Linked DNA regions of Homo sapiens: regions 1, 3 and 4 are each linked to region 2. A link is a contact called in ENCODE Hi-C data. All regions are on one chromosome and are shown on one strand. The core of a region is the stretch at or near the end of the contact, and the rest is flanking DNA. Distances in the headings are between cores, read along the strand shown. Region 1 overlaps FRMD4B (FERM domain containing 4B). Region 2 holds the start of KBTBD8 (kelch repeat and BTB domain containing 8). Region 3 overlaps FRMD4B (FERM domain containing 4B). Region 4 holds the start of MITF (melanocyte inducing transcription factor).

Region 1 (4,385 bases), core at 968-3,467, 2.3 Mb after region 2:
TTTTTTTTTTTTTTTTGAGACAGGGTCTTGCTCTGTTGCCCAGGCTGGAGTACAGTGGCATGAACATGACTCACTGCAGCCTCGACCTGCTGGGCTCAAGCAGTCCTCCCACCTCAGCCTCCTGAATAGCTGGGACCACAGGCATGTGCCACCACACCTGGCTAACTTTTTCTATTTTTTTGTAGAGATGGGGTCTTGCTGTATCGCCCAGGCTGGTCTCGAACTCCTGGACTCAAGCAATTTTTTCCCACGTTGGCCTCTTGAAGTGATGGGGTTATGGGCATGAGATTTCTGTTTAGATTTCATAGATGACCAAACTGAAGTGCACAGAGGTTAAGTGGTGCCTGGTCATACAGTGATAAAGTTGGGTAGAATCTCAGGTTCCATCAGTCGTACCAAAGTAGGACTCCTGTACATCTCTTGCAGGTTCACTGGAAGTGGAGAAGGAAAAAGACAATGAGGGAGGGAGAAAAGCAGGCAGTGTAAAAGAAGCAAAGGAGGAAAGGAAAATGAAATGAGGGAAGAGGGGAGGAATGACAAAGAAGAGGAGAATTCAGTTTGCCAAAGCTGAAATTGAGTAATTGAGTAACATGCCTTAAGAGAAATGCTAACAAAGATAACAGCTGCTGACTGTGTGCCTGATAACTATCCCAAATCCTTTCATTTATATACAAAGGGCCTTTTATGGCCGGGCGTGGTGGCTCATGCCTGTAATCCCAGCACTTTGGGAGGCTGAGGTGGGCAGATCACCTGAGGTCAGGAATTTGAGACCAGCCTGGCCAATATGGTGAAACCCCCTCTCTACTAAAAATACAAAAAAATTAGCTCGGCATGGTAGCGCATGCTGTAATCCCAGCTACTTGGGAGGCTGAGGCAGAATTGCTTGAACCCAGTGGGTGGAGGTTGCAGTGAGCTGAGGTCGCACCACTGCACTCCAGCCTGGGCGACACAGCGAGACTCTGTCTCAAAAAAACAAAACAAAAACCCAACTCTCTCTCTCTCTCTCTGTGTATATATATATATATATATATATATATATATATATATATATATATGCGTTTTAAATGAATTTTCATAAGAACTCTGTAAGGTGGATTCCATTACTAGCTTCATTTTATGGATGAGAAAATTGAGGCTCAGAAAAGGTACATGGCTGACCCACCTTACAAGGTCATAGGGCCAGGAAGAGGCAGAGTAGGATGTAAACCTAGGTGTTCTGACTCCAGAATCCATGCTCTTAAGGGCTATATTACTTCAGTACAAAGTATTTCCTATCTCATACATCCTATATATTAAATCACATGTAGTTTAGGCACTTAATGTATCACCTTGATTGCGAAGCCTAACACTGCTCTGAAAAGCTTGATCCAGACTCACCAAACCAGAGTTGGCTGGTTCAGGCCACTGTCTCGAAGCAAGGCCAGAAGAAGAGAAAGGTTTTACAATCACCATCCCTTGGCTACTTCCTGGCCCCACACTGATGAAATATGGGCAGCTGCTAAAAATGGTGTCTATGTTTGCTATTGATCTTCCTTGGGCAGTCAGGATGGAATTAATCTCCACCTGTTGGGATGCTTCCATGGCTGTGTCATGCATATGTGAACACTCAGGGTACAGGATGATATTTGTCAGTTATGTGGCCTCCTGGACCTGACTCCATATTACTCTGGGCTTAAGATGTAGCCTAGCACACATGTAATTAATTCAGTGTGGAAAAGCTCTGGATTATGTGTTCATTCATTCACTTAACCAATATGTGCTGAGCACTCTCTAAGTGCAAGCACTGTTCTTGGCACTATTATATACCAGCCAATAAGACTGAAAGGGCATTATCTCTGGAGCTTGTCCTACAGTTCTCAACTTCATTGGTATTTGCAGCCAGATAACTCATTATTGCGGAGCATAGTCCTGGGCACTATAGGGTGCTAAACAGCATCCCTGACCTCTACCCACTAGATGTCAGTAGATCCTCCCCCATATGTCTCCAGACCTTGCCAAATGTCCCCTGGGACGCAAAATCACCTCTTTTGAGAACAACTGCTTTAGAGGTGAGGAGAAAAAAAGAAACTAGTAACAATTAAACAAATATGATATTTTCAGATAATAAGGGCTCTGAAGTAGATAAACTGGCAATGGAATTGAGTTCTAAGCATGTGCAAAACTCACTTCTCTTTACCCAGGAAGCACGAGAAATGAGGAAATTGATGGAGAAGGCCGGATGTGGTGGTTCCCTCCTGTAACCCTAATGTTTTGGAAGGCTGAGGCGGGGGGGGATTGCTTGAGCCCAGGAGTCTGAGATCAGCCTGAGCAACAGGGTAAGACCCTGTCTCTACAAAAAATTAGCCAGGCGTGTACCTGTAGTCCTATGTACTTGAGAGGCTGAGGCAGGAAGATCACTTGAGCCCAGGTGTTTCGAGTTGCAGTGAGCCATAACTGTGCCACTGTACTCCAGCCTGGGCAACAGTGAGATACTGTCTAAAAAAAAAAAAAGAAAGAAAGAAAGAAAGAAAGAAAGAAAGAAAGAAAGAAAAGAAATTAATTGATGGAGAGAACTTATATTGGACCACTGCTCTTGGTCAAGTGGCTCCCAGTAGAGACTGGAGGGCTGATGGTGTTTTCTAAACATTTAACTGCATGCTCCTTTCTGCCTTACAGAGGTTGGGAGAAAGTAAACAAGAAAGGCTGGCCAGTCAATGGACGGCCATTGCTGCAGCTCTAATGCCAACCTGGCAGGCAATTCCAGCCAGCTTCGGGCAGACATTCCCTGGGGAGGGCATTCTCATAAATGACAATCCCTTATCAGATTCTAGCCTGATCTGATAAGTCTGGTGAAAAGAAAAGCCAGGTTTTAAAGGAAGAAAGAAAAATAAAGAAGCAAAGCAACTTATTAAGCCTGGAGCTGAAGGCCATCAGGAGACACCAGCCTAGTGTCAATGAGAAGCACACAGGATTTAGAGTCACGAGGTTTGAGTTTGTGTCCCAGCCCTGCTATTTACCTAAGAGAATATCATGGTATCTCTCTAAATCTCAGTTTCTGCCCCTATGAAATGGAAAGGATAAAAAATCAGTCTCATTTGGGTTTGCCTCTTGTATTAAGGCAGGTTGAACTGATTATAAACTCTACCTTAAAGCACAGATGATAATTGTATCATCAGTAATACACCATTTATTGAGTATAGGTTAGGTGTTAGAGTCTGTGCTAAGTGCTTGACATGTATTACCAGTTTATCCTTACCCTAGTGCCGTGAGTACTATTATTAGTGGAAATAATGTCTAAGCTATTGAGTACTATCCTGTTCTCCAGAAATGGTTATTTTAATTTGCTTAAGTGCGTACTTCTCTCAAGAAAAAAGTTTTCCTAGATTATTATTATTTGAGACAAGGTCTCTCTCTCTATCACCCAGGCTGGAGTGGACCATAGCTCACTGTAGCTTCAGCCTCCTGGGCTCACGCAATCCTCCCACCACAGCCTCCCAAGTAAATGGAACTACAGGTGCACACCATCATGCCTGGCTAATCAATTTTTTTTTTTTTTTTTTGTAGAGATAAGGTCTCACTATGTTGCCTAGGCTAGTCTTGAACTCCTGGGCTCAAGTGATCCTCCCGCCTCGGCCTCCCATAGTGCTGGGATTATAGGCATAAGCCACCATGCCCAGCCTCTTCTACATTATTAAGACACTAAGCTGTCATGTTTAAGTTGACAATCAACCCGCCAGTTAAACCCTGGAGAGACCCAAAAACCTAATAGCTGGGGATTCATTCAATCTGATTTTTTCTAGTGATAATCAACAGACTAACTTACAACCACCATTTTTAGCTGTCCATATGTCCAAATCTGGGGAAGGAAGGTGGTAAACTCTAACACCTTATCTGATTGTGACCAGATCATTCCTTTGTTCTCATCTCCATAAAATGCAAGTTAATATGTGTTCATGGCTTTGCCTATGCCATCTGCTTTTACATACATTTTCCCCATTGAGCTCTCAAACCTACCTGTGAAGCAGATAGTTTCCATAATCTGAGATTCCACGAAGTTGAGAATGACTTGTCTGAGGTCCCACAGTTTATAAGGGGCTAGGCCAAGCTCAAAAAGGTGCTCAACAAACAACATGAGAGGGAAAAATCAGGGTATATATCTACATGGAAGAAACTTCAGTGAAAAGCAAGATTCTCTTTATATTCTGACTGTGCTTTTCCAATTAGAAACTCATGTTAGGCACCAAGAAGAGACTGTCAAATGTTTATTTTCAGAAAAACATGCAGGATATTTCTGCTGTTCCTCTCCAGAAAGAAACAGCCTCGTTGCTTAAAACCAGTTGTTAGGCTGTATTTTTAGACGTCATGGTACAGTATCAATGAGTCAAAAATAAAAAAACAAAAAAATG
Region 2 (4,182 bases), core at 1,308-3,807:
AGCAATTCTCTTTGCTTGTGATTCCTAGGTAAAAAAAAATATTAAAATAATAAAGCTCTAAGTGTCTAATTTGAACTAAATATAGGACCTTCAAATATTCTGGTTCAGTTTTTCAGTTTCCATCCTTAATTGATTTTACTTTAAACTTTAAATATAGGAGTAAATTGCAATATAGTACTTAATACCTTAAGATGAAAACTGGTTTACTTTTGCTGCTCTTTCCAGATGTGCAGTAGATTCAGGAGGTTTTTACTAAAATTCAAATTAGAGGTGTTTGAAAACAAAGCTGTAACCTTTGGCTATTTAGTATCAATCCTGAAAAGGAATCTCCCCAGTATTCTTACAGATCATTGAGAAAGAATTGTTGTGGTACAACTGACTGAATTTCGAGATCCTCCTACATATTCTGTGTTTTTTAAAAATGCATTTTAGTGATGATTAAATCTTTACTATGTAATGCCATCTGCCCAGTAGAATGGAGTCCATTTACAGTGTCATATAAATGGCAACTTTTTACCTATAATTTTTTTTCTATTTATTTTTAGATTGGCTTTTGTTCTTTGTATTCTGCTGCATCTCCAATTTATAAATCTTTGTGGGTCAAAGAATCAGAACACTGTCTTCTCACTAATCAAACAATATTGTCAAGTCTGTTTGTTACTAAGTTGAGAATTGAATTTTTAAAAAATTGGCCAAGTTTCTTAAGGCTTAAATAGATAGATGGCTACAAAACAACAACAAAGCACAAACAAAACTCCTCTATTTTAACAGATTTGAAAAGGTTGCCAGATAAAATACAGAACACCCAATTAAATTTAAATTTCAGATAAACAACAAATGATATTTCAGTTTAAATATTTCTCAAATAATGCATGCCCTGTATTTTTATTTGCAATATCGTCAGATGTTGTCAAACCCTAAGGATTAACGCCATTTTTTTCCTCAATACTAACCATATTGTCATAAAGTGCTACCATTTTAATAAATTAGAAAGCAACATCATAAAAACGAAAAAATAAAGTTATGAGTAACCAAAATTAAGTCAATTTCATCTATCCAGAAACGTGCATACAGGACATTCACAAAGAAGAAATTATAAGTGCATATGTATATGCAGAAACCCCAGTCATGAGGAAACACCACTTCCTGTTAACTTGCATGGGATTATAGTATTTTAAGTTCTAAATTTCTCAGCAGACCTAGAAGACAGAACTGAATTGTTTTTCATAATTATTTCTCTTTCTCAATCACAATTTAAATTCCAAGATCCTTTCTTTATCAAGAAGTTCAACGGTTTGATCTTTTCAGTGCTAGAAAAGTTATGCACACGGGCTAACTATATGTCTACTAGAAATTCTTCCCATTCGCTGATACTTCCTTACATTTTAACATCTAGAAATAGCATTCCCAATGTTAGCTCATTTGCACCTTACATTTATTTTTAAAATATGAAACATCTATAATGTGCCAGGCACCCCGTTAGATGTTAGAAACACAAGATGAGTAAATAAAAATTCGTCAACAGTAAAATTTTGATTTTCTTTCCAAAAGGTTGCAGCCTATGAAATCCATGGAGTACGGATTACTATTACTTCACGTTACAGATGAAGGATCTAAGCGCTCAGGGGTTGAAAGGTCTTATGTCAGTTCTCACATATAGTGACTAAAGAGCCAGGGCTTCAGTAATCATCCCTGGCTCCGGGCTCAGGGCATTCCGGTATTTTTTCAAAGGAAATTCCGGAATACTTAGTATTGTATCCCCTCCATTTCCCAAGAGCAAAAAGTAAAGCATCTTGGATCCCCTTGTAATGTTCACGTGAGGAACAGGTGTTCTCTGGGTGTGCTAGAAAAGCAAGGCACCAGTGGGAGTTGAAGATCCTAAGCAGCCGCTGTAACCAGACCAAGTTAATCTGTGGAAACCAGAGCACCCGGCCAAGGCGATGCTATTTCAATTGGGTGTCATAGGTGACTCATCAGAGACGCCTTGCTTTTGGGCCTTGTGATATTTTTCTTCAGGGTGGGACGTCAGATTTCCTTTGCATTTTTGGACAACAGCCCTCCTGTCCATTTCCACATTTTTCTGGTTTTACAGCTCTCACGCAGAGCTTGATTTCATACCGGAAGCTAGTCACTGGCAGGAAGTTTACGGAAGAAGAAAAAGGTAAAAAAATGTGCCGGGGGCCAGGAGAGAGGCCTAAAATGGGGAAATTCGCACTTGAAGAGCTTTCCCTACCCCAGCCCCTCAGAATGACAGTTCTCCTCCGCCAGAAGACTACCTCTCCCGGCAGGCACTGCGCGCTCGACGGCCACAGGCTGGCCAGCTCCCTGCTCTCCACCTCCATCCGAATCAGCCAATAGGAATTCCCGGCTTGGGCCTCCGCCCGACCCGGACCACGCGGGAGCCGGGGCAATCAAACTACATTTCCCGACACGCATGTGCTCGCGTCGTGGCCAATCAGCGCCAGGAATTCGGAGGCTAGGGGTGGAGCCAGATGCACAGGACACCCCATTGGCCAGGGGAAGCTTAGAAGAGCCGGAACCCGGGAGCTAGAGAAGCGAAATGACATTTCCTTTTTAAATAGCTGGAGTCGGGGCCCCATCGAGAAATGGCCGCGTCGGCAGGTGGGTCGTGTGGTGGCCAGGGCGGCGTGGAGGGAGGTGAGGGGGAAGGTGGGCCGGGGCCGGCCACAGGCAGTGGGATGAGGACGTAGCGGTGCGGAGCTAGAGGGAAGGATGAAGCGGTGGAGGGGAATGAGAAGAGGGAGGATGAATGGTGCGGAGGGCGGTGGGCGGTCCGGCGGGACCGGGATGGGGAGGCTGGGTACCCGCCGGCGCTGCGCCCCAGGAGGCAGCGGGAGGCGGCTTGAGGGGGCACCGGCGGCCGCCGTTGTTCGAGCTTCCCTCGTGAGGCTCTGCCCTCGGCTCTCGGCGGAGTCCGCGCAGACGCCTCTCCTGGGCTGCGAGCGCGTTTCCTCCGCGAGCACGGGTGCCGGGCTCGCCGGGCTCCGCAGGAGCAGGCTGGCCTTTGAACTTGTTCCGCCGATCGCGCTCCGCCCTCTGTCTCCCAGATCCTTAACTCGCGGTCCCACGAGGTCGTGCGTATATCCACAGACATTTGTATATATCTTGTAGGGGGAAAAAGCCTAGCAAGCAGACACACAAACAGAAAAATCCCGCGATGCCGTAACTGGCTCGGCACTTCTTGTAGTTGTACGATTTTTCTCCTCCTAGATTTAAGTAAGTCTTCCCCAACACCGAATGGGATTCCATCTTCAGACCCAGCCAGCGATGCCATGGACCCCTTCCATGCTTGCAGTATTCTTAAGCAACTCAAAACAATGTACGATGAAGGACAGTTGACAGACATTGTAGTGGAAGTGGATCACGGGAAAACATTTTCCTGTCATAGAAACGTTCTTGCTGCAATCAGCCCTTACTTCAGGTATGATGATGGTAGGAACTTCTGTTGGTATCTGCACCAAGCTCCCTTTCCCCCTCAGTATTGTCCACTTGATGTTTATATTGAGATGCGATAATGAAATGAAACCAATGACTTTGTTTCTTGAGACTAGAAAACAAGTCCTCTCTTAACTAAGACCTTCTTTTGACTTGAGGGATTCTTCTAGATTTCGGGTGATTGCTTTTTAAGTTAGTGGGCCTGTGTGTGTGTGTTTGAGGTAAATGACCAGAAAATCTAGACTTGTGCTGGTCAGTATGGAAGCCAGTAGCCATGTGTGGCTGTTTAAACTTAAATTATAAGTTAAATAAAATAAAACATTTAGTTCCCCAGGTACACTAAATACTTTTTGAGTGCTTGCTGGTCACCTGCAGCTAGTGGCTGCCATATTGGGCAGCACAGAAATACAGCATTTTCATCATTGACAATTTTATTGGACAGTGCTGATCTAGAATTTCTTTCAAAAAGTTATCCATAATGCATGTTTCTTTAGTGTATGGGACTCTTTTATAAAATAGTTTAAAACATGTAGCATGTTCCTTCAAAAACAAATTACCACTCAATAGATTGTTTAAATGCTATGGGGGTCAAAGCAAGAATGAATATAGTTTCTTTGTGCCTAAGGCCCCAAATTAATAATATCCAAGATTTCTAGAAGTATGTTAAACGAAGTTTTTGTTTTTACTTATATTGTCTACTATAAAACTTTTAAAAGTAAAATTTAA
Region 3 (4,790 bases), core at 561-3,060, 2.4 Mb after region 2:
TAGAACTACAGGTGTTGCCACTATGCCCGACTAATTTGTATTTTTTGTAGAGATGAAATTTTGCCATGTTGCCCAGGCTGGTCGTGAACTCCTGGACTCAAGTGATCCACCCATCTCAACCTCCCAAAGTGTTGGGTTTACAGGTATGAGCCACCGTGCCAAGTGAACAATCATTTTTAAATGGACATACTAGACAAACACTTGGAGACACTACTACCTTCTGGCACTGTGTGAATGGACACAAAGTTAAATTAAACAGATCTTTATTCTCCAGAAATGGTCTACACAAGAGCCTGGATCAAATGTTTTGAATAGGACATTTTACAAAATTGTAAAAATATTATAGATATTCTTGCTATAAAATATTTGATTTCAGAATAATATGAAAGTAAGAGAAGCAGAAACTTCTCCTTCATCCACTTACACTTCCCAGAGGTAAAAATTATTTATTAATAATTTGGGCTATACATGTCCAGCCCCATCCCTCCACACATACATGAACACATACATACACACATTGCTTGCATATATCCATAACAATACACATACATACATATATACATACACATGTACACATCCCATATATTGTCTTGTACTTTGTTTTTGTTTTTACCCAAAAAATATATCATTGACAATTATCTGGGCCAATATTTTTGTTTTTACCCAAAAAATATATCATTGACAATTATCTGGGCCAATATTTTTGTTTTTACCCAAAAAATATATCATTGACAATTATCTGAGCCAATTTTCAACTCCATTCTCTCTCCTGATCTCATAGAATCCCATAGTACCGAGGTACTGTCATTTAATGAACTATTCTGTTTATTCTCACTGCTTTGCTATTTGAAATATGAAAATATGAAAATCCTTGCACGTGCGCCATTACATGAGAATGTCCTTAGGAGGATTTCCTGAAATGGAAATGCTTGGTCATAGAGAACAAATATCTTACATTTTGACTGGAAACAACTAGACTGTGCTATAAAAAGGTTGCAACAATTTATCAGATCAATCATAATTTAATGCTTCTGCTTTAAAATATCCATTTCCTCTCATTCTTATTTTAGGTAATTTCACCTATATGACATATATCAGTATGTAAAACATGTTATAGTCCCATTTCTGGGATGCTTTTCCTTCTCTCTTTTTTTATTTTACCTCTTTTCGTGGCCAAGGCCTTTTTCTAAACTATAATTTATTGAGTTCTTTTCATGTTCTAGGCATCTGTTTAAGCAGTCACATGGCACTCTCCCATTTAAACCCGACAACATCACGAGATATCATGTTCCCATTTTACAGATGAGGAAACTGAGGCTCAAATGGGTTGAGAAACATGCTCTGAGTTACCCAGCCAGTAAAGGACGTGGGCCAGCATTGGAACTCATACCACCTGACTCCAATATCCTTAGCTCCCACAGGATATGTGCAAATCACACAAAGGAAACAGATAAAGCTGTTCATCCCATTACAACATCTATTAGAACAGACTGATGACATTAGACAGCAGTAAATAATGAATGCAGCTGCTGTGGCTGAGGAAGGCACTGTGGTTTCCCAGGCCACATCCTCTGTCTTTTTTCTCACAGATCCCTCAAGCCTGTGCCTACCCCCCTTGTCGTTCTTGGACAGGTGCTTTGCATACTTCTTGAACAAATGCAATTGCCACATTTTGAGTATGTCTCACTCTTCTGCCTTACACTTGATACTCAGTCCTCCCCAGTGAAGTAGCCCATGGCATACTCCCACTTCACAGACAAGCCAGGCAAGCCAATAATGTGGGAGCTTCAGCACATAACTCTCTGGAGTGCAGTGGTGCAATCACGGCTCACTGCAACCTCAACCTCCTGGGCTCAAGCAATCCTCCTGCCTCAGCCTCTTGAGTAGCTGGGACTACAGGTACACACCACCATATCTGGCTAATTTTTTGGGTATTTTTTGTAGAGATGAGGTTTGACCATGTTGCCCAGGCTGGTCTTGAACTCTTGGGCTCAAGCAATTCTCTCACCTCGGCCTCCCAAAGTGCCGGGATTAAAGGCATGAGCCACAGGGCCCAGCTTGTTTTCTTCTTTTTAATCAAAGGAAACAGATGAAGTTGTTTATCAAATTTTCATTTGCTAAACTTCATCAAAATTAATAGTAATTTTCTAAAGAATACACCTATTATGGAGTCTAACCATATTATTTGCACTGATGATTTCAGAGTCATACTATAAGTTTAAAAGTAATGCTGAAGGTTGGTGGAAAAAAAGCGAAAGCTATCTTTAGTGAATATGTTGGCTCATGGTTTTACTTTCTGGAAAAACTTCAGATACACAGTCCTATCTATACATAAATACATACATGTATTTGTACATTTTTCATATGTCATACATTAAGTATGCACACATATTTATTTCTTCATAGATTTAAGCATGACCTATTTAGCTCAGAGAAAAAACAAAGAAAAGGCCAGGAGAAAAGAAAAAAGGGTAGAAAGAACATAATTAAATTTGATTTACTTAAAACACAATGCACAGATAAAAGTGTGGTGAATTTTTGTAACCTAATTTAGTATATAAGCCTGAAAAAATTAAACTGATGCAACTGTGTGCTGAATAAAGGAGACTGTTCAGATTCTGGCACTAACATCTCAAGAAAAAAAAGATTTTTGAAACTCAGAGTTGGTTTCTGAAGTTTATTGAAGGAAAAACACATTCACTAAAAAATAAAAAAATCTCATTCCCAAAAAGAATTTGAGAGCAAAATCTTATGAGCTCGGCTGGAACTATATCTGGCATCAATACCTAGAAAGTTCAAAATATAAAAATCCTAAGGAAGAAATAGCTTCATAAATTTAAGTATGATTTGACAGTTAAGATTCTTTGTATCCTGACCAAAATTGTTTCTAACTTAAACACTGAATTCATTTAAAAATTGGTAGTAGCCTATTTATTAAAAGAAAAGGTACTTTCTCCTGAGAAACATTTGGGAAATACCTGGTATGACTTTTTTCTTTAGCAATGATGATGGCAGATTCCGTCATTATTTGATGGTGCTAATTAGACATAATAAGCAGCTCTTGTAACTTAAAGAGTCAAATTCTCTCTATATTGTCTGTGCTTGCAGAATTTTGAAAAGCTTGAACACAGCCAAAGAGTTGGGGAAAGCAAGCTTTTAATTAAACACTAATAAAGGCCAGAAATAAATTTTGCTTTTGCTTTTGTTCCTGTTTTTTTTTTTTTCTTTTGCTCCTAAGAATCCAGGAAAATCCAATCAGAAGGGCCGTTCATCCTTTAACTCCAGTGGATGGGAAAGACCTGAGACAGGGTCAGAATGATTAAAAAACGTACATAGAAATGCCAAAAAAAAGAGAGCAAACGGTCTGAAATGTCTGTCAGGAAAAACAGGGCACCTTCCAGAGCCCAACCACAGGGCCGGGTGCAGGAAATAGCGATCGCTTGACACTCAGGGCTGACAAGAACTGCAGAAGCTGCCAAGGTCCCCGCCCTGGGCTGGGCACGGGTGGGTACTTGCAGCTGGCAGTACACACAAGCTGGTGTCCTTGAGGGAGCCCACTGGCACCAGGGTTAGAGGAAATAAGCTACTCTGCTATCTAAAGCAATGCTTTTCTGATGAAATGGTCGTTAGAGAAGCCAAACGAATGTATTCTCAATCAGCTTACACTGGCGTGGGCTATTTTCAATAATGAAAAAGAATAAACCCACACATACAAATGTATTTCAACATACATGGCTTTTTCCCCACATGAGGTTTCTAAAGCTTCACGGAATGCAAACGTTGCCTTCGGGCAGAGTTCTGCTAATGCTGCTTTCTCCTCCTCCAAATGCTTGGTGTCTTCTCATATCATGTGCTGCCTCTACCCTTGCCCGGGTCCCCATCGTCTCTCAGCTGGAGATCTGAAATGGCCTCCTGACCGCTCTTATGCCTTTTAAGTCATTCTCCCTAGAGTGGCTGGAGCAGGCTTCTTAAAGTGTAAAGTAGATTCATTTGTTCATTTAATCAACAAGTATTTCTGAAGCACATTTTTGGTTCCAGGTGCTGTTCCAGGCACTGAGGATTCTAACAGTGAAGTCCCCTGCATGCCTTCAGCTATGAATAACGTTCTGGCAGGGGAAATGAGCATATGAACAAATATATTCATAGAGTCAGGTGGTGTGGTGAAAAGGATTACAGTGAAAAATAAAGCAGGCTAAGACATGGTTGGGAGTCACCTCCCTGGTTGGGGTGACATTTGAAGAGACCTACAGGAAGTGATGGGGTAAGCATCATGTAGACTTCTCAGGAATGAGATTCCAGGCAGACAACATTCTGTGGGCTACAACTCTGAGGCTGGAATGTGCTTGGCAGGTTTGAGGGACAGCAAGGAGGCCAGGGTTGCTGGAGAAGCGTTAAAGAGGGGAAGGGTGCTGGGAGTTAAGACCAGAGTTTGGGTGTGTTTGCTGGAACTGAGGCAGGAGTTGGGAGGAGCCTAGGTAGAAGGAATACTGATCACACAGACACACAGGGGCCTTGTAGAGATAGTAAGGCCAGGTTGTTTCTCAGAGTTGGGAAGTCATTGAAGGGATCTGAACAGAAAAATGACACGATCTGACTTACTTTGAACAAAATCGCACTGGAGGTGGGGTTGAGAAAACACTGCAGGGGCGGTTGGCATTTGCAGAGAGACCAGTTAGGAAGCTATTGCAACAAACCAGCTAAGAAATGAGGGTGGCTTGGCCCCAGGATCATGGTGATGAAGATGATAAGTGGATATATAGTTTGAAGGTAGAGCCAAAGGGATTTGCTGA
Region 4 (4,418 bases), core at 1,162-3,661, 2.7 Mb after region 2:
ATGCACTGGGTAGCAGACTGCACTGTAATGGATAACCCAGCCATATGTAATGGAAAATAAGTTTTCCTGAACAAGGAGTAGGATGAGACCAGAAGAAAAGGTATAGGAGAAAAAAATAACAGCTATCTGTGTGAACCTCAGGACAACCTCAGCTCAGAGGTCTGCACCCTGGAGACCTCTCTTGCGGGTGTACTTAGTTGAAGATGAATTCGGAGGTCTTGGTTTTCCTGAGTTTTCTTTCCTTTGAGGTTAGTCCCTTAGGTCTGGAAGGTCACTATTTGATGTAATAAGTGATGGGTAGACTGTTTCACTGCAGATCTAAAGAAGTTATAAACTGCAGTTGTAACATAAAGTCTGTGATAGCCTTCAGTGGGTCAGCTGACCAAAATTATGCACAGTTTTGTTTCTATCTGTATTTTCTGAGAAGAGGATCCGTAGCTTCCCTCAGATTAAAAAACTTCTGGTGAGCCCAAAGATTAGGCAGCTTCCCATGTTTCTCAATGGGGATACATACCACTGAAATTTGGACAAGAAAATTTGTTATTGTGCAATATGTGTAGTGTCTCTGGCCCATACCCCTTAAACGTCTGTAACATCCATAAGTTATTATGACAACCCCTCCTCCCATATTCCAAGCACTGATAATTGAGAGCCCAGATGAGATTAGAAGTCTAGACTGCATGTTTCCTTCATGTTTGATCTTTCTTCTTTCTCTCCCAGAGAACATGAAGGAAACACGTTTTCTTTGTTTGCTTTTGACAGCTAATTTCCAGCAGTCCATCTATTAAGGAATCTAGGATCCCACTTTTATGAGCACAAAACTCCCACTTTCCTTAGGGGTGTTCTCAGGTATTCTGACATAGTTTAATAGTTTCAGGGGAGGGCCTAAAAGTCGTATGTTGGGGACTAATTTTTATTCTGAAAATTTGGTAATTGCTACTGCAACATAGTGTGCCTTCTGCACTTTTTCCAAATCACCTTGAGAACTCCAGCCCTAACATCGATCCATCCTACTGGATGTCTTTTCTGATGTGAAATTAAAATGTTTCAGTGGGAGGCAAGATATGCAAAGGGGTAACTCCTGGGAGGTGCCCAGTTGTCACTGTAGCCTCTTTAGAATTTTCTCCTAGGACAGTCATTTAGTTTATTAATTCTGAAAGGCCAAACACCAAAATGAGATGTTAATCTGAAAGGAATAACTTCAAGACCTAATAAAGAATGACCACTGAGCAGAGTTTTTATAGATTGCAAATCACTTTCTCTTACATTTGACCTTGCAACATCTTCTAAAACTGGTTTGCCAATCTCTTCTTTTATGGATGAAGAAATGGAGGCTTCTAGGAACCAAGTGACATGCTCAGGATTGCACAGCTCTTCTTAGAAGGACTGGGGATTTCAACTCTGAGTCTTATACCTTTAAATGCCACTGTAACTCTATACTGCCTCCCTGATGCCTCAAAACACTTTTGAAAAGAAGGAACACGTCCTACTGGAGCTAATCAGAGGGAAGAACTAGAAGTACAAATGAGCCACAACGGAGAGTTTTAAAATTCTCTTCCCTAAGTGAGTTCCGGGAAGCTCGGGAAGGGGTGGACACTTGTACAGTTCACTTGTACATCTTCACTCCTGAAATGCTAGGACAAATCTCATTTGAACTCCCAGTCAACTGAGAAATTAAAAGCAGAGAGCAACGACGCTATTTTGTAACTTTGTGCCTTTTAAAATTAACCGAATCTTTCAATTGCTGCTGTAGATTAGAAGTGGCTACTTGGATAAAGGGGAAAGAGCCATTCAACTGATGAATACTATTGTAAAAGTCCAGACTTAGTTCTAGAAAAGGAACGCACAAGAACAATTTCTCCAATAACGTTTTCATTACAGAGCGAAGGAAAGTTCTTCCTCGTTGTTCCAATCCGAGGACAAGCTGATATGTCGCAGCAGCCCAGGGAAGCATGCGAGCTGATAGGAAGTCCTTTTATTTTAAGACAGGCTCGAATGCTAAAACTTTCTTGTGCCAAAACCCTTGACTATTTTATTTTTAAAATAAGCACTTGGCGTGCCCTCGCAGATGTCTGAGCTGAGAGGTCGGGGCGATGGTAGAAGAGCAGTCAGTGTCCATTCTTATTCATATTAAGTAGCCAAGTCTGTACCCTTGAAGCAAGTGGGGAGAGAGGAGGGAGAGGAGCTGCTGACATTGACAATGAATCCAAACAGGAGTTGCACTAGCGGTGTCCACCACGTTGCCTCTCCCCCGCCTGGCCTTCTGGGAGCTGTAGTTTTCGTGGGAGCGGCTCCCCAGGCGAGCTGGGAATGCCCCGCCCGGGCCGAACTACAGATCCCAGGCGGCGCTCGGCCGCCAGCCCCTCCCGCCCGGGTGCGAGTGTAAACTCCCCGCGCTGGGGCGGGCGGCCGCGAGCCGGCGAGCGGGCAGAGCTCGGCACTGCGCCGGGGCGCACGGCTCGGGGGACCCAGGCCCAGCTACCTTCCCTCCGCCCCCGGGCTCTGTTCTCACTTTCCAGCAGTGGAAGGACGGGAAGCGGGAGCCATGCAGTCCGAATCGGGGATCGTGCCGGATTTCGAAGTCGGGGAGGAGTTTCATGAAGAGCCCAAAACCTATTACGAACTCAAAAGTCAACCGCTGAAGAGCAGGTGAGTGGTGACAGCTGGGCAGAGGCGCACCGGGCGGCTGGGGGGCACTGCGTCTGCCACTCTGGGGCGAGGAGAGCGGGTCGCGGGAGCTCTGGGACAAGGACCCAGTGCCCTTGCCCCGGAGCAGAGGGCGAACTGCCCCTCGCAGTTGGGGGCCGCGCCTGCCCGGCCCAAGTGCGCCTTTAGGAAGCTCGGATGGAGCGCACTTCGCGGGGGCGCGGCGGGTCGCCGGGGACGAAGCGTCCAGGCGCGGGGACCCTCGGCCGAGGATGCCAGCTGCTGAGACTGATTGGGGGCTGGGGAGCGACCTGGCGCGATGTGGGGGAGGAGGAGCGCCGGGCCGGGACGCTGTCCCGGTGGGATGGGGGAGAAAGAGTTCTAGTGAACCCCCTTTCTGAAGATCCCAGCGGGTTGAGGGCTCGGAGAGGGAGAGCTTTGGGTGGACTGAGATGCGACATTGGAGGGAAGCAATTAGTTCGCTTGGAGTCACCTCTTGGGAGTCCGGTCTCTGTGGGGAAACTAGCCTCTGGGCTCCTGCAGGTGAGGTTTCTCTGGGCTCCGCCTCTCACCTCCAGACCGCTGCTAGCGGGCGCGGGAGGGGCCAGGGCAGCGGTGGGCGTGTCCCCTTGTTCAAGTTAAACTCTCTGGAAATAGAGTCCCATTCAAATCCAGGCCTTACCTGCAGAGGGGAAATGAGCCTTGGTCTTGGGGGTTACTGGGAGTGTACCCCGCTTGGCAGAGACACGTGTTTAATTCGCTGGGGACTTCAGAAACTTTTTAGACGAGGAGTGAAGACATCCACTGCTCTGATGCCCCATCCCCTCTAGTGCCCACTTCCCTTGAGCCACCCTTTTTGCTGCCTCCATTCCCACTTGTCTGTCGAAATGGATTGGGTGTCTTCCGTTCTCTCTGTCCGGCAGCCACTCTGGACGCCTCGTACTTCTCGTTTACAATGTTTCCTAAAAGGGACATGGTCAATGGAGGCTGGAATAGCTGAGAAGGGTTTATTTCCACCCCTCTAAGCTGTGAGCTAGGATAAGGCTATCATTGGAAGCATCCAGCAGGGCTTCTGCACTCGGCTGTAACTTCCTGCCTTGCCCTTCGCTGTGGATGGGGCCTGGGTGAATGGGCCTGGCTGGCAGAGTGGGAGAGGGTCTTGAAATGAGGGTGAGTGGAGAAGGGCAACTGAACGGGGAGCCAAGTGGTGTAATCTTGGCCTCTGGCGAGCACTGGGCTGGTTCTTTTTCTAGTGGAAAGTGCAGCCAGGTTTATTTCCTTCAGGGCTGTGGCAGGACTCTTTATCCAAGTTGGGGAAGAAAATCTGGGAACAGCGGTCCTACTGACTGCCATTGCTGAAGACTCTTTGTAGATGCTTCACGGCAGATTGGAAGGAAACCGCCTAAGCAGTTGGACGTATAAAACCAGCCTTTAGTTGGTGGTTTTTCCTCATAATGGCTGTTTTGTGTGTGAGCATAGATTGTGTGTGTTGGGGGCTGGGGGTTTTGAGTAATATTGTGTGAAGGGTATTGTTGGTTATGCTCATCAGGGCTTTATCTGCATTCGGCTGAAGGGACCAGTGTTTTACTGGGCAGTCTCTGCTTTTGCTTCTATAAGCAAATGCTTACACGGCCAGAATGAGGGAATGAGTGTGTGTGTGGAATCCTGAAAGAAATAAATTAACCGGACTGTTTGGAACATTTCTGATGGTAGCTGATACATAACATTAAATCAGTTTGAGAGAGCGAGGAAAATACCATCTGGAAAAACCC

Evidence for each region. A loop is a pair of places that touch in the nucleus more often than their neighbours do. Pooled maps may share reads with other maps.
Region 1: a pooled map shows a loop between it and region 2 (5-fold over the local background). The contact joins the enhancer-like site here to the promoter of KBTBD8 in region 2. A Hi-C loop is called at or near these places in 8 of 50 pooled maps.
Region 3: a pooled map shows a loop between it and region 2 (8-fold over the local background). The contact joins the enhancer-like site here to the promoter of KBTBD8 in region 2. A Hi-C loop is called at or near these places in 2 of 50 pooled maps.
Region 4: a pooled map shows a loop between it and region 2 (8-fold over the local background). The contact joins the promoter of MITF here to the promoter of KBTBD8 in region 2. A Hi-C loop is called at or near these places in 5 of 50 pooled maps.

The regions. Positions count from the first base shown.
Region 1 is chr3:69,322,599-69,326,983 of GRCh38, forward strand. All of the region lies in intron 1 of FRMD4B (FERM domain containing 4B), which reads right to left. Among named protein-coding and RNA genes, the nearest start is that of FRMD4B, 61 kb to the right of the region's middle. Within about 2 kb of position 2,218, at least 2 of the 41 ENCODE cell types and tissues checked have a DNase peak (open chromatin) inside an H3K27ac peak, as active enhancers do.
Region 2 is chr3:66,995,750-66,999,931 of GRCh38, forward strand. It overlaps KBTBD8 (kelch repeat and BTB domain containing 8), which reads left to right and starts at 2,558. Exons shown (of 4, transcript NM_032505.3): 1 at 2,558-2,622; 2 at 3,232-3,442. The coding sequence starts at 2,607. RefSeq lists an enhancer at 2,216-2,315 and a silencer at 2,656-2,975.
Region 3 is chr3:69,366,902-69,371,691 of GRCh38, forward strand. All of the region lies in intron 1 of FRMD4B (FERM domain containing 4B), which reads right to left. Among named protein-coding and RNA genes, the nearest start is that of FRMD4B, 17 kb to the right of the region's middle. Within about 2 kb of position 1,811, at least 3 of the 41 ENCODE cell types and tissues checked have a DNase peak (open chromatin) inside an H3K27ac peak, as active enhancers do.
Region 4 is chr3:69,737,053-69,741,470 of GRCh38, forward strand. MITF (melanocyte inducing transcription factor) reads left to right here and starts at 2,412. Exons shown (of 10, transcript NM_001354604.2): 1 at 2,412-2,649. The coding sequence starts at 2,546. RefSeq lists a promoter at 206-2,548 and a silencer at 2,348-2,647.